Linked DNA regions of Homo sapiens: region 2 is linked to region 1. Evidence: chromatin loops called from intact Hi-C (ENCODE). Cell type or tissue: CD14-positive monocyte. All regions are shown on one strand. Links, peaks and the distances in the headings refer to the core of each region. The heading gives the core; the rest is flanking DNA. Region 1 overlaps SEC24B (SEC24 homolog B, COPII component). Region 2 has its middle 12 kb from the start of MCUB.

Evidence for each region. Peaks named below come from ENCODE experiments on the same cell type or tissue, not always from the same donor. Only the 100,000 strongest peaks of a DNase experiment are listed, where the experiment ranks them.
Region 2: it touches region 1 in a loop (4-fold over the local background); 19 of 110 quality-filtered maps call a loop at or near these places.

Annotation. Positions count from the first base shown.
Region 1 is chr4:109,435,446-109,440,830 of GRCh38, forward strand. All of the region lies in intron 1 of SEC24B (SEC24 homolog B, COPII component), which reads left to right. Among named protein-coding and RNA genes, the nearest start is that of SEC24B-AS1, 4.3 kb to the left of the region's middle. In CD14-positive monocyte, for the core only: no CTCF peak of the experiment used is centred there; no DNase peak of the experiment used is centred there; H3K4me3 peaks cover 736 bases.
Region 2 is chr4:109,546,045-109,551,429 of GRCh38, forward strand. No RefSeq gene overlaps it. Among named protein-coding and RNA genes, the nearest start is that of MCUB, 12 kb to the right of the region's middle. RefSeq lists an enhancer at 2,713-2,772. In CD14-positive monocyte, for the core only: no CTCF peak of the experiment used is centred there; a DNase peak (open chromatin) is centred at 2,767; H3K4me3 peaks cover 993 bases; H3K27ac peaks cover 2,209 bases.

The sequences.
Region 1 (5,385 bases), core at 127-5,126:
CAAGTCTTTTAGAACATTGTAGACTCATGTTTACCAGTGATTCAAGGATTGTGTCTTTCCTTGATTTTCTGAATATGCATTATCATCTTAGTGAACAGTTTTTAAAGTGGCAAATGTTTATTACAGCCTTATAAATTTTGTGAACACTCAAGAATGCCAGGATATGTACTCAGCCAAGTGTAATCAGGATGTTAAAATCTGTAAGAACAAATCAATGTTTTGATGCCAAATATAGATGATGCTTGAGTTCTCTTGTTTATAATCACTACTTTCCTTTAATGTTGCAATAATCATTTCAACATTTATTGCATGCTTACCAGTTGGGGACTCAAGGTTAGGGTAGCAGATGAGACAGAGTCCCTGCCTCTCTCCTGACTTGCCCTGTATTTGGTAATGTTTGAATTGGTTCTGGCTAGCCTTGAGGGACTCGACAGGTTGGGGTGGGAGGGAAAGGTTGACTCTAGGCAGAGGTTACAGCATGAACTAAAGTTTGGAAATATGAAAGTGCAGGGCATGCTTGGAAAGTGGAAGGAGTCAAGAGGTGCAGAGGGTGCTGGGTGGCATGGGAAGCCAAGGCATCGAAGCCGAAAGGAGCAGGTTAAAAGGGGTCAGGTTGCAGAAAGGCCTTAAATGTTATGCTAGGAAATTTGAAAGTTATGGTAAAGTGTAAGAACTAGGGTCAGGTAGAGTACGAGGTCTCCCTGTGTTGCCCAGGCTGGTCTGCTGGGCTCAGGTGATCCTCACACCTTATCCTCCAGAAGGATTTTTGTTTTTGTGGAAGGGATTAGTTTAAGTAGAGAAACAAGATTAAATCTCTTTTTGTTTTGTTTGCTAATCTCAAAAAAAAAAAGTTTGCTACGTGGTATCAGCATGTAGTAAGCAGTCATTTGGGTTTCTCATTTATTTTTCAGTCCTACAAAAGTAGTTAGCCTTTTAATATATCTCTATGGAATTCCAGACATGGTGAAAAAGAAATAGGTCAGAAATATGAGCATAAAACAGACAGAATTGTAAAACTGGAATGGTACCTAGAAATCACTCACTTCAGTGTTGTGGTGTGATATGAAATACGTTTGGCCTTTGTCCTGGGTTCCTGTAACAGCTCCTAAAACCCTTGTAATTTCCTGAGTGATAGGAGTGTCGCTTGCTACTCATAAGGAGTCTTTTGATCACATTTGAGTTTGTGCTAATGAGATGACTTAGGATGGGTCTCCTAGACAGCCTCAGGCTGGAGCTGGTAACCAGAAAGACCAAGTAATTAGAGAGTTGGGACTTTGAGTCCCCACCCATCATCCCCTTTGAAGGGGAGTGGATAGGCTGGAGATGAAGCTTTATAAAAACTCTGGAACAGTAAGATTTGGTGACCTTCTGGGTTGCTGAACATGTGGAGATGCTGGGAGGGTGGCGGCACCTGCCCCCATCCTTTGCCCTGTACATCTCTTTCATTTGGCTGTTCATCTGTATCCTTTGTAATATCCTTTATAATAAACAATAAATTTAAATGTTTTCCTGACTTCCACAAGCCCTTCTACCAAAGTAATTGAACCTAAGGAGGGGGTAGTAGAAACTCCAGTTTGTAACTGGTTCCTCAGAAGTACAGATGGCAACCTGCTACTTGTGATACTTATGATAGGCATCTGAAGTGGGGAGCCATCTTGTGGGACTGAACCCTTAATCTGTGGGATCCGAGTCTAACTTCAGGTAGGTAGTGTCAGAATTGAATTGAGTTGGAGGACCCCCAGTTGGTGTCTGTTGGGGAAAAATAAAAACAAAAATTCACACATCTGGTCACAGAAGTGGTCTGTGCAGAATGAGAGTAGAGTGAAAGAAGTTTTTTGTTTTTTATTGTTTGTTTTAGAGACAGGGTGTCACTCTGCCACCCAGGCTGGAGTCAGTGACTCCATCATAGCTAACTGCAGCCTCAACCTCCTGGGCTCAAGTGATCCTCCTGCCTCAGCTTCCCAAGTAGCTAGGACTATAGGCATGCACTACCACTCCTGGCTAATTATTTTTATTTTTATTTTTGTAGAGACTGAGTCTCACCATGTTGCCCAGGCTGTTCTCTAACTCCTGGCCTCAAGTGATCGTCCTGGCTAGACCTACCAAAGTCTTGCGATTATAGGTGTGAGCCACTGGGCTGGGCCCTGTTTTTTCTTTTACAAGTGGTTAGCAAATGGCAAACTTTTTTTGTTTGTTTGAGACGGAGTCTCGCTGTGTCGCCCAGGCTGGAGTGCAGTGGCACGATCTCAGCTCACTGCAACCTCCACCTCCTGGGTTCAAGCGATTCTCCTGCCTCAGCCTGCTGAGTAGCTGGGCCTACAGGCGCACACCACCACTCCTGGGTAATTTTTGTATTTTTAGTAGAGATGGAGTTTCACCATGTTGGCCAGGATGGTCTCCATCTCCTGACCTTGTGATCCACCTGCCTCGGCCTCCCAGAGTGCTCGGATTACAGACGTGAGCCACCGTGCCTGGCCCACAAACGTTTTTTAAGATTTGTTTTTCCAAAGGATATTGTATATAGATCCCTGATAGAGAAATCAGAAAAAAGCAAAGTGGTTGCGGTTAAAATAGAAGTAGAAGTTCAGTTGTTTTTAAGCACAGTTTGAAAAACACATAGTTTGGATCCCTACCTTTACAGATGAAATGAAGATTCAGAAAGGTTAAGTAGGTACATTTTCTACCAATTCTGTGAAAGCTTTGTGAGGGTGGCAGTTTTTTCTGTCTCTTGTTCACGTTGTATAATAAGAGCCTAGAACAGTATAGGCAAGTTACAGGTATTCATTAGACATGTATTAAATGAAGTCCATTTTATTTTTGCTAATTCCAACTCTAGATCTCTTCTTAAAACTTTTTGTCTGTTTGTTTATTTATTTATTTATTTTAGAGACAGAATCTCACTCTGTCACCCAAGCTGGAGTACAGTGTTGCCATCATAGCTCACTGCAGCCTTGAACTCCTGGGCTCAAGCAGTCTTCCCACCATGGCTTCCTGAGTAGCTGGGACTATAGGTGTGTGACACCATACCCAGCTAACTTTTAAAAAAAAATTTGTAGAGACTGATCTCAAACTCCTGGCTTCAAGTGATCCTCCCATCTAGACTTCCCAAAGTGCTGGGATTACAGGCATGAGCCACCATGCCCAGCCTAAAGATCTCTTTCTGTTAACAGACTCTAAGAAAATTCTTTTTAGAAACTTTGATGTTTGAGAAGAAAGGAATAGAGAGGCAGAAAACCTAGTCTTCATGATCACTTTTACTTGTTTTCTAGGTGTAACTGCTAGCATGTTTCCTCCACTTATTCGAAGATACAGCTTGACTTGATTTCAAGTCTGTGAAATCTTTCTCTTAAGCTTCCTTCCTTGGTGTTGTATTTCTATCCTTCATTTTTCATTGAGCAATATATGGATTTTTAAAACTATTTGTATTTCCATACCAAGCATTAATTGAATATTTCTTACCTTTTACTCTGCCTTTTGGGATTCCTTCCAAAGCTGAGTCCTCAAACGTAGGAAGACTGACTAAAGTAATAGCCTGGTAATGAACTTGTTGGGAGGTGAGGGGATGGGGCAGTCAGATTTAATAATAAGCTGCTGCTTTTTAATTTTACTTTTAGGAAGCAAATGGTGTTCATTTTCAAATGAAAGTATATTTTAATCCTTCCATATGCCCTTTTCCAGAATGAAACTACAGTTTTATCACTTTAATTGTTAATAATGCAAGAAAGATGAGATAGTAATGGGAATTACTAGAACTCACTATGGAAGATGTAAATAAACATACCATTCATACAGCAGTACTATCGGGTCAGTCACTGGAAACCCTTAAACTTTGAGGGCACATGCAGCATTTAAAATGATATAAATCTCCCTAGTGTATCTCAAATAAGTTCCTTTTGATCAGAGCCACATCAGTGTCTCAGGTTTCTAGTCTCCATTTATAGCTAACCGGAAGCATCAGGTCCTCTCATGAATATACCCCTGTGGTATTAAAGTGACTGTGTCTGAATACATAATTTCCTCCTAAGCTGATTTTTTTTTTTTTTTTTTTTTTTTTTTTTTTTTTTTTTTTTTTTTGAGACTGAGTTTCAGTCTTGTTGACCAGGCTGGAATACAATGGCACAATCTCAGCTCACTGCAACCTCCGCCTCCCGGGTTCAAGCGATTCTCCTGCTCAGCCTCCCGAGTAGCTGGGATTACAGGCATGCGCCACCATGCCTGGCTAATTTTGTATTTTTAGTAGAGACAGGGTTTCACTATATTGATCAGGCTGGTCTTGAACTGCTGACCTCAGATGATCCACCCGCCTTAGCCTCCCAAAGTGCTGGGATTACAGGCGTGAGCCACTGAGCCTGGCTCTAAGCTGATTGATAGATATCTCAAAGATCTTAAAGTAGGCCGAGCATGGTGGCTTACGCCTGTAATCCAAGCACTTTGGGAGGCTGAGGCGGGCGGATCACTTGAGGTCAGGAGTTTGAGACCAGCCTGGACGACAGGATGAAACCCGTCTCTACTAAAAATACAAAAATTAGCCAGGCGTGGTGGCAGGTGCCTGTAATCCCAGCTACTCGGGAGGCTGAGGCAGGAGAATCACTTGAACCTGGGAGGTGGAGGTCGTGGTGAGCCAAGATTGTGCCATTGCACTCCAGCCTGGGGGACAAGAGCGAGACTTCGTCGCAAAAAAAAAAAAAAGATCTTAAAGTATTCACTCCATATGTAAACAAGGGTCTTATATCTGGGTTTAATTTTTATTTTTTATTGCTATATATATTGCTTTAGTTGTTTGCAGTGTCTTTTCACTCCCTTCCTCTCCCCCCAAGTTTCTGGGATTGTAGCAGTAATTAATTTTGTAAACCATATTCATTGCCACCACTAGTATTTCATGTTACTTTATCTTTCCAATTCATCTGTAATTCCTGAAGTATTTTATGCTAAAGGTATTAGAATAATTTTCTTTCCTAGAAATGAGGCATCTTCATTGTCAGCATTGTTAGAAAAGATCATGTTATATATATTCAGCCCTGGAGAAGCTACTATTTTCAATAGGCTGAGCATACTCAGAATTGTCCAGAAGGAGTGGACTAGTGAAAAGGTTGTAGGCTTTGATATAGCCCAAATTTTTGTGGAGAAACTTACTTAACATGCTTCAGAGTATAATAATACCTTTCTTACAGAGTTGTTTATAGAACTACATTTAATAAGGTACTATTTTTAAAGTACTTAGCCCTAGAAGGAGCTTAGCAATTAGAGTCCCTCCCTTCCATTTTCTTCAGAACACCGTTTTATAAATTCTTCAGGTGGCAGAAACCATATGAGTTTTCTTCATCATATGCCCAGTAGTAGCAGCTTGTAATAGGCACTCAGTTAAGTGAACTTGGTTTCCTATTC
Region 2 (5,385 bases), core at 67-5,066, 110 kb after region 1:
TCTGGGAAGGAGTGAGGACAAAATTGGGGTGGAGAATGAGTAGGAACCAGAAGAATAACTTTGAAAGGAAAAGAAGGTAAATGTACATCATTACAGGGGCTGTCCTTTGTTCACATCCAGGCTTTGCAAATGCTGCTCCACTGCTTGGAAAACACTGTCTTTCATTCCCTTCCTGGCTTTCTTAGCACTTACTCCTCCTTATCCTTCAGAATTCAGCCTAGGGATCATTACCTCCTGGCAGCTTCTCCTGATGGCTGTCTCATCTGGGTTAAATACTCCTTCCTGTGTGTATCCATAACACATTCTCATCTCTACTGTAGCCCCCATCAGACTGTGTTACAATTGACATTCTCCCTCAAACATGGGAACCAGGTTCTCTTCGTCATAGTGCCCCCTATACCTGACATATAGTAGGCATTTAGTAAATGTTTGTTGAACCAATTTTTCCTAGAGACAGGGTCTTGCTAGGCTAGAGTGCAGTGGTATCGATCATAGCTCACTGCAGCCTCAAACTCCTGGGCTCAAGGGATCCTCCTGCTTCAGCCTCCTGAGCGGCTGGGACTATAGGCATGTACTACCATGCCTGGCTATTTTTGGTAGAGACAAGATATTGCTATGTTGCCCAGGCTGGTACTGAACTCCTGGGCTCAGGCGATCCTCCCACCTCAGCCTCCCAAAGCACTGAGATTACAGGTGTGAGCCACTGTGTCCAGCAGAACCAATGTTATTCCAAGCTAGACAGAAAATGCATTGAAGACCTGTGAATAAAAATAAAGACAGTTTCAGTTGGATAAGAGGAGAAACATACTATACTACACTAGATAGAAATTGAAAGAAAATCTGACATAGAATGAGAATGGTGCCAGAAGGTAGATAATAAACCTTATGAAAATTCAGGAGTATACCACCTCAAAGTTGAGTTTCAGTGGTCTGGAGCATCTTGCAAAATCCCCACTAATGTAGGAGACAAATTGCTGCTCCCTGTGCCACCTTCTATAATGCGAGGCACAGTGCTTGGTGGCTTTTTTTTTTTTTTGGAAGCTATGTATACAACATTTCAGTGTGTCACTGTACTCCATTACCAAGTAACCTGTAAGGCTGCCAATCTGAGGTGTGGTTAGAGCAAAAGAAGCCTCTACATCAACTCAGACTTCAGTGCAAACTGCTTTGCCACATGGGCTTTATTGACCCAGCAGATCCAACTTGGGAGTGTCTGCGGCAAATACAAATGCCACATCAAGCCTCAACTGGAGAGTCAGACTTCTCTAGGGTTTTAGAGCAGAGCCATACCCTCTTCTGCAAAAAAACAAAAAAAAAAAGCAAAAAAAAAAACTTACCTTTGTGAGAGAAGCTCTTATATTGCTATTAAGCTGTCTACTACAGGATGTCAAATGTCCTTGGGATCTATGCTGACCAGTGTGAACCAAGCAGTAGAAGTGAACATGCACAATAGCGATCTATCGTTAAGTGGCAGCTTAACGTTAGTATATAAGGGATTAGGCTCAGCAGATCCTGAAGTCAGTTGCACGAGCTGGCAGCTCTGACTCATGACACCTGCTCCTGCTGCATGGCTTCCTTTCCCTGCATTCGCATTTATGGCCTCATGGGGATGTTTTCCTATAATCAGTTAAGGGAGAAACTAAAACCTGAATTTAAGACAAAGTGCTGGCATCAACTGGTCTGCTATAGTATTAGTCTAATAATAAAGAAATCCTCTTTGTGGGCAAAACTTCAAGCAGTACATTGATCGCCACTTTGTCTAGACTATATAGATCTCAAAAGATGTAGATCTATGTAGCTTCATAGGCAATGGCAAATGACTAGATGACAAAGGTCTTGGTAGGAACAGGATTAGAAAATTGGTGACAAGGAGGTTTGGAGAAGAGGGATTTGAATGAACGTCACGAAATGGACACAGCAAATGAGATAATTATGTTCCATATCAATGCACCCCAAAGGGCATCTGCAGCAAAATTTGTCCATCTCAATCAGGTGGAGAAGGTGACCCATCCTGTGAATATCAGCCTCTTTCTGTAGCCACCCCAGTATTTGCTCAATGGTTCATGTACAAAGTTGCCATACTTGTAAAGATAGAAGCTATGTGTGGGCTAAATATTATGGATGTCCCTTCACCAAGGCTGATCTGGCTACTGCCACTGTTATTTCTAAGCATTGTCAGCTGAGACCTTCTTTGATTCCTCAATATGGCATCATTCCTTGGGGAAAACTAGTAGCCACCTGATATGTTGATTACATTGTACCCCTTTGATCATGGAGCATTTGTCCTCAATGGAATAGACAAACAACCTGGATATGGATTTGCCTGCCCTGCTTGCAGTGTTTCTGCTACCACCACCATCTGTGGGCTTACAGAATGCCTTCATCATTGCCATATGACCTCCACAACATTGCTTCTGATCAAGGAACTCATAGCAAAAGAAGTGTGTTAATGGGAATTCACTGCTCTTACTACAACCTGTCACCCTGATGTGGTTTGGATTTGTGTCCCTGCCCAAATCTCATGTCGAATTGTAATCCCCAAGGTTGGAGGAGGGGCCTGGTGGGAGGTGATTAGATTGGATCATGGGAGCAGATTTCCCCCTTGCTGTTCTTGTGATATTGAGTTCTTATGAGATCAGATTGTTTAAAAGTGTGTAGCACCTACCCCTGATCTCTCTTCCTTCTTCTCTGGTCATGTAAGACGTGCCTGCTTCCCCTTTGCCTTTGGCCGTGATTGTACATTTCCTGGGGCCTCCCCAGTCATGCTTCCTGTACAGCCTGTGGAATTGTGAGTCAGTTAAGCCTTTTATGTCTAAATTACCCAGTCTCAAGTAGCTCTTTATAGCAATGCAGGAACAGACTACTACATACCCCAAAAAGCAGCTGACCTGGCAGAAAGGTGGAATGTTCTTCTGATGACTCAGTTATGGTGATGGTTGGAGTATCATCCTACAGGATACAGTATATGCTTTGAATAAGCAACCAACATTTTTCCCCTGTAGCCAGACACACAGGTCTAAGAATCAAGAATTGAAAGTGAAATCATTCCCTTAATATAGTCCCCAAATTTTAGGGTCTTAGTTTACAAAGGAGAGATGCTTAGTTCTCAAAGGGACACAGCAATGTTCCCACTGTATTGGAAGTTACGAGTATTACCTAGCCATTTTGGGTTCCTTTTGTCAACAACCAGAAGAAGAATCATCCTGATTATGAAGAGGAATTGATTTGCTGTGACATAATGGGGCAAGGAGGACTATATCGAAAATCTAGAGGATTTTTCCAGAGTGCCTCGTAATACTTCTATGTTCAGTACTAAAAGTTAAAGAAATATAGCAGCCTAATAAAAGAATGGATCACTAATGATTCAAACTCTTCAAAAGTAAGATTTGCATCTCCCACCAGGTAAAGAATGCCAACCAACCAACATTCCGTACTGTGCTGAAGGGAAATTAGAAGACAGTCTGAGAGGTATAGTGGGAATAAATTTGATAGTGAAAAAGAATTCAGTTCTAGCACTGGATCTGTCACATTATGTTAGACTGACTGTAATAGAAAGAATATGGGTTTGCAAGCCAAACAGAACAAAATTTGAATTATAGTTCCTCTGTTAGCTGTGTTACCTGGGGTAAGTTTCTAAACTTCTCTGAGCTTTCATATCCCTACTAGAGAATAATGGTTCCTTGGTAAGAGTTTTGTGAGAATTATATGGAACGAGTATGTAAAGTTTCTTGTGCAGCACCTTACTTGTAGTAAATACTTGATAAATGGCAGTCAATGTCTTAACAAAATAACAGCACAACAGTAATAATAGTAATAATACTCCCACATTGAGCCTGCCCTTTGCCCTCCTATCACTTTCCACCTTCACTGCAATTATTCCACACTGGACATGGAAAACCAAAATATTATCATGTGGGCTGCTGCTACCTCCACTTTTACTGTGATCGATGTATTAACTACACTTTTTTGCTTCAGACCATCCAGTACAGATGGGTATACAGAAAGAAGCAAGTAGTCTTAGTTCATTACATGTACATAACATCAGACTTCAAAACTCGATGCTCACCAGTAAGTCACAATTGTGGGTTTTTTTTTGTTTGTTTGTTTTTGCTATCAGGTTTATTCCAAAAAGACTTTCTCAGGCTTTTGACCTATCTCTTTATTACAATAGTGGTTATGACCTCTTAAGCCTCTGAGCCTGTAAACATGCTGTTCCTCCTGCTAAGAACTCATCTTTACTTTTTTATCTGGTTAGCTGCTCTTCCTCCTTCAGTTATTAGTGTGTACTGATGCCAGCCTGTCCCTTACCACTAGCTTAGGTGGGGTCTCCCTGCTGTATGTTCACATAGCCCTTGTAGTTTTACTCTTATAACCTTTATGTCACTCTACTTAATTACTTGTTCACTAGGTGAACAAGCTTCCCCACTAGGTTCTGTGTAAGGAAGAACACAGAACTCATCTTTAAAAAAAAAAGTTCTTAAGTGTCAATTTTTTAAATTTTTTTTTATTTCAATAGTTTTGTGGGGTACAGGTGGTTTTGGTTACATGGATAAGTCCTTCAGTGGTGATTTCTGTGATTTTGATGCACCCATCACCATTACCCAAGCAGTATACACTGTACCTAATATGTAGTCTTTCTTTCTTTTTTTTTTTTTTTTTGAGTTGGAGTCTTGCTCTGTCACCCAGGCTGGAGTGCAGTGGCCAATCTTGGCTCACTGCAACCTCTGCCTCCCAGATTCAAGCGATTCTCATGCCTCAGCCACCCGAGTAACTGCGACTACAGGCACACACGACCATGCCCGGCTAATTTTTGTATTTTTAGTAGAGATGGAGTTTTGCCATTTTGGCCAGGCTAGTCTTGAACTCCTGGCCTCAAGCGATCCATCCGCCCCGGCCTCCCAAAGTGCTGGGACTACAGGCATGAGCCACCGTGCCTGACCCCACTATGTAGTCTTTTATCCCTCACCCCCACCCAACCTTCCCCACACCTGAATCCCCAAAGTACATTATATCATTCTTACATCTTTGCATCCTCATAGCTTAGCCCCTGCTTATAAGCGAGAACATACTATATTTGGTTTTCCATTCTGGAGTTATTTCACTTAGAATAATGGCCCCCAGCTCCATCTAAGTTGCTACAAAGGACATTATTTTGTTTTTTATGGCTGAGTAGTATTTCATGGTGTGTGTATATATATATACACACCACATTTTCTTTATTTACTTGGGTGATGGGCATTCAGGTTTGTTCCATATTTTTGCAGTTGCAAATTGTGCTTCTGTAAACGTGTGTGCACGTGTCTTTTTCATATAATGAATTCTTTTCCTTCGAGTAGATACACAGTAGTGGGATTGGGATTGCTGGATTGAATGGTAGATCTACTT